Regions from separate parts of the Mus musculus genome. Here region 1 is linked to region 2. Evidence: chromatin loops called from intact Hi-C (ENCODE). Cell type or tissue: left cerebral cortex. All regions are shown on one strand. Region 1 overlaps F13a1 (coagulation factor XIII, A1 subunit). Region 2 has its middle 8.8 kb from the start of Gm30489.

What was found. Peaks named below come from ENCODE experiments on the same cell type or tissue, not always from the same donor. Only the 100,000 strongest peaks of a DNase experiment are listed, where the experiment ranks them.
Region 1: a loop joins it to region 2, with 1.8 times the contacts of the local background. A loop is called at or near these places in 1 of 42 quality-filtered maps.

What each region holds. Positions count from the first base shown.
Region 1 is chr13:37,028,571-37,031,070 of GRCm38, forward strand. The region is part of intron 2 of F13a1 (coagulation factor XIII, A1 subunit); the gene reads right to left. Among named protein-coding and RNA genes, the nearest start is that of F13a1, 19 kb to the right of the region's middle. In left cerebral cortex, no CTCF peak of the experiment used is centred here; a DNase peak (open chromatin) is centred at 1,232.
Region 2 is chr13:36,813,898-36,816,397 of GRCm38, forward strand. No RefSeq gene overlaps it. Among named protein-coding and RNA genes, the nearest start is that of Gm30489, 8.8 kb to the right of the region's middle. In left cerebral cortex, no CTCF peak of the experiment used is centred here; no DNase peak of the experiment used is centred here.

The DNA.
Region 1 (2,500 bases), 210 kb after region 2:
ACAAAGGCAGCTGTATTATAAACCAGATTGTCAGAAAGATACTAAGGAAGAAGATAAAGAGATTTAGAGAGTAGTGACCTCAGGTCATGATCCCCCCCAGCTAAGTTTATTGTTTATGCTTACAAATGCAGGTAGATTCTGGTTCAAGGTCAGCCTGGGACAGAGCGAGTTTAGGTCCAGGCCCAGGTGTGGTGGGAATGGTAATTTCAGGGCAGGATACCACACAGCTAAACTTTTGTTTTTGATTTTTTGTTGTTATTGTTTTTGTTTTGTTTTGTTTTGTTTTGTTTTGAGACAGGGTTTCTCTGTGTAGTCCTGGCTGTCCTGGAACTCACTTTGTAGACCAGACTGGCATCGAACTCAGAAATCTGCCTGCCTCTGCCTGCTGGGATTAAAGGTGTGCGTCACCACGCCCGGCTCCAGCTAAACTTATTATCTGTTTTTACAAAGGCAGGCAGATCTCTGAATTCATTTGCAATGCAAAAAAAATGTGCTTGATGTCTTTTTCTAAGAATCAGGGAGCTGGGGTCATGGAATGATGATTTGTGGGAGAATCAAAAGAGAACTTGAAGTAAATGACTGAATGTAAATAAAAGACTTGGCTTTGGTCTCTAAGAGCTGAGATATATGAATGAACTCTTCGGAGATCTCCAAAGCTGTCTTGAGCAGAACACACTCTGTCAGCTTGTACCCATGATTTGACTTTGAGTATTCTTTTGCCACTCTTGAACACTACTTCTTCAGAGCCCCTGTCTAAACTGAGGATGGTTCTTGGCTTCTGACCATGAGTACTGGTTTGGACTACCACACAGATCCAGAGCAAGTCTATGTCCCTCTGCTACTCTGAAGTTTAGAGATTACCGCGAGACAACCCTTGAGTAAAACCATCCCAACTTTTAACCTCTTTTTTAAGGAGTCATTCCCAGAGTATTCTAAATCCTTTTTTCATAATACATTTAATTTTGTCAGTTTCTCTCAGGAAAAGTTTGTCCTCAACTTATATACATTATTCTGACTGCAGTTTTCCAATAAACTACTAATGAGTCCACTACATCTTATAAAAATAAAAAAGCATATTTTGGTTTCTTCAGGTAAGGCATCATTGGGCACTGGTAGCTTACTATAGATTTACATTAAGCATCTGCTGAAACAAAACCCTTAAAACACACTCTGATGTCATTTCTATCAATAGGGGATTCAATTTCACACAGACACCCACAGATCTCTCACCTATGTAGTTACTTGGCTATATTTACTTATGTAACTGCTTTTTCTTCTTTGTAGCTCCTTTGTTAAGGCCTTGCATGAATTCATAATACATTCAATGGTAGAGTTGGCTCATTGCTCCGTGTTCTCACAATCATTTTGGACCTTACGTGTGCATTCAGTACACTTACTGTTCACTATAGTCAGATTTCTACAGGACATTGTTTTGTGTTGTCACCCAAGGCAGTAAAACAAGTATTCATTAGACAAATGCCTCATAATTGCAAGCTAAGTAAGCACAATGGTAAATGCCAAAAGGGGCATAAATGATAAGAGAAATTTAGGGTTCTGGGAAGGGATGTGGGAGAACTCCTTCCCAGAAGAAAGATAGGGTTCTATTTTCATTTCTATTGCTGGGATAAAACACTTTGAGCAAAAGCAATCTAGGGGAGAAATGGGTTTCTTTGGCTTACATTTCTAGGTCACAGTCCATCATTGAAGGAAGTCAGGATAAGAACTTGAAGCACAGAGCATGGAGCTTGCTCACAAACGCACGTGTAGCTAGCTTTCTTATATAGCCAAGGACCTCTTGCCTAGGAAATAACACTCCTACAATGGACTAGGTCTTCCTCAGTTAAGACAATCAAGACCATCCTTATAGACATACCTGAAGATTAATCTGGTAAAGATAAATACTCAGTTGAGACCCCCTTTTCAGGTGATTCTAGGCTGTGCCAAGTTGATAGTTAATGCTGGGAACAAGTGCACAGAGAGGAGGGTAACTCAAGCAAGAGTATGAGTGATCACAGAAGAAGCCGGAAGACAATAGGCTGGCTGGAGTGGGTTGAGGAACAGAATGAAAGCTCAAGGCCCAAGCTCTTTCAGGTCTTGTTGACCATGTCCAGTGGTTTAGACTTTGTAATGAGAATCCAGTGAGAATTCAAAATGGTAAACTGGCATGATGGTTAAGTCCATGCATAAACTTGTTAAACCGCTTCTGGGGACAAAATGGAGTAGGGTTGTGATGGTGTCAGTCTTGAGGTCCAATTAGAAAGCTGTTTCTCATTCTGGGTTGCAATTGGTGCTGAGGGCTAGCCGCTCCCTGTACACCTCCCTCCTCTGTCTGTGTTGACTGACCAGAGCCTGCAAAACATCTGCTCTGGTCCTCCCAACCTACCCAACCCCAGATTTATGACCTTTGAAAATATTTAAGATTCATGTCTCTGCATCAGTTTCTGCTAGAGCCAATCACCTGCCACTGCTGGAACAGAGATTGTACACAGATTGCCCTTAG
Region 2 (2,500 bases):
CCTGGCTGCCTCTGAGGCTTGGACCCTGCAGTATGCACACACCAGACCTCCTGGCACTTGAGACCCCTTTTGCAGTCACTGTCATTGAATGACAAGCTTGAGAGCCTTGCTTCCTTAGAAGGACTAAGGACTTCTGAAACAAGGGACAGGGCCACCCACCCCAGAGGAGCATAGACCACATTGTCACATCTTGTTGCAAGGGCAGCTGAGAAAATGAGCAGAGCAGTCTTTCCTACCTGTGGTTTTGGTTGCTGCAGTTTCTGTCAACCATGGTCTGAGAATGGAATAGAAAGTTTCAGAAACAAAGATTCATACTTCTTGCTTGTCACCCTGAGCACAAATTGCTCATCTCTGAGCCTCCAGGAAAGTGAATACACCCTTTGTCACTGGGCCCATGATGGAGAGAGGGCATGGGGGGAGGAAGTCATTTACATGACTTTTATTACAATATATTGTTACAATAGCTCTATGATTGCTGTTATTACTCTTACTATGCCTAATTTTATAAATTAAATTTGATTATAATCTTAATAGAGTATAAAACAGTGTATAGGACTTAGAACTTTGTGTGACTCAGAGTACACTGTGACATCTTCACTGAGAATGGGGGGGGGGCTTTTAAAATATATTGGAGTAGGATGTGGGTGCTGTCTCCACCAAAACTCATTAGTTTTCAGAAGTCCCCTAACATGAGAAAAAGGATAAAATTTCAGGTAGACAAAAAGATTGATCATGTACTCAGTAGAGTTTAGCAGTTTGGAAGGGAACACAGACTAGAGTCTGGGATTGGTATACTCACTCTTGAAGGGAATTCTTTTCAACTAGAGGGTGTAGTACAGGGGTGTAGATGCTGAAGATGGAAATTTAGAGACAATGGAACTTATGAGGCCGAAGGAGTCAAGGATGAGACAACAGATAAGTTCTTAAGATATTTTCCATGGAGTGGAGAGAGTCCTAAGCCTGGGGAAACATTAGTCTTTTGATTCAGAGCTCAAGGTTGGCCATTTTTTTCCATTCAAAAAAGTCACTGGGTAAGTTGTGGGTTGATTTTGAGGAAGCAATTGTGGGAGGCATGATGAAACCATTTCTAAGCATGACAGAGAATACTCACTGTACAATTGGAAATGATTTTTACTCGTGTTGTAAAATTACTCACCTGCTCTATTTACTGGCCCCTTAAGGAGAGTCTAGTTGTGGAGTATAGTTTAGCAATTGACTTTATGCGTTTCCCTGAATACTCAATGTCTTCCAGCTAGGTCCTTCTGCACATTGAGTGATAGTTGTTATCAATATTTGAAATCTCTGGCTAAGTAGAGACATTCTGTACACTGGCTTCTGCAGACACCTGCTGAGCAGGGAATCACAGGATCACAGCATTGTTGGAGATGCGTTTACAGTGAAATACATGAAGGGGGGCAGGTACATGGAGTTCTTTGGAGTCCACAGAGCCTGGTTTTTCTGTATTCCTTCTTAGTCAGAAAAATTCATTTTAATTTAATTGATGGAAGAATTAGCAGTGTTCTCTGGCATGGAAAAGAAGTGATGCAAGGTCTTCTGACCATATCTGTAGGTGTCTCAGTCACAGACAAAATACAACGGGCTACACATAATTACACAGAATAGAAAGTATTCTCTCACTGTATTCTCAGGGCTTAGAAATTCAGGATCCAGCTATTGGGAGGATTTCTCTCTGGTGATAGAATACCCTCTGTGTATTCCACAGGAATTTGATCTGGCTGGGTCTGAGGTTTGATTAGAGTACCTTGGAGTGTCCCAGTCCACTGTGGCAGCTCCCAACTAGAGACCAGGGTGTGACTTCATCACATTTATGTTCTTGTTGCTACATAACTTCTGGGGCTGTGGTATCACTGAGATATTGGCCAAAGAGACCATTGCCTATTGCTCAGCTTAAAGCCTGGAAGCCATGGTTTGATAGCTGGTATCCATTTCAAGAAAGTCTCAAACAAGACCTTGAGTAGATTCCATACTGCATGAAGTATTATGGGGGAAGAAACGGTGACCATAATAGTATGTTTTCTAGTTTGCTTCTTTGTTGTGAGAAAACAACACCAAAAGCAACTTTGGGAGGGAAGGGTTTATTTCATGTTACACTTCCAAACTAGTCCCTAGCTGAGAAAAGCTCAAGCAGGAACCAAGAGGTAGGAACTGAAGCAGAGACCATGAATATATACTGCATACTGGCATAGCTTCTTCAGCATCCCTTCTTATATAACCCAAACTACAAGCCTATGGACGGTGCTACCCACAGAGGGCTGGATGCTCTCTCACCAATTCTTAATTAAGAAAATGCCCTATAGACCTTACCACAGACAAGTCTGATGGGGGAAATTCGTTAACTGAGATACCCCCTTCCCAGATGACCCTAGTTTTCTATCGAGTTAATGAAAACTAAAGTGTAGTGAGAGATACCAGAGAGGTGAGGGGAAGGCTGGATGGAGAAGGCAGAAAAGTGTCGTGTCTGAATAGAGGGATATCTCCA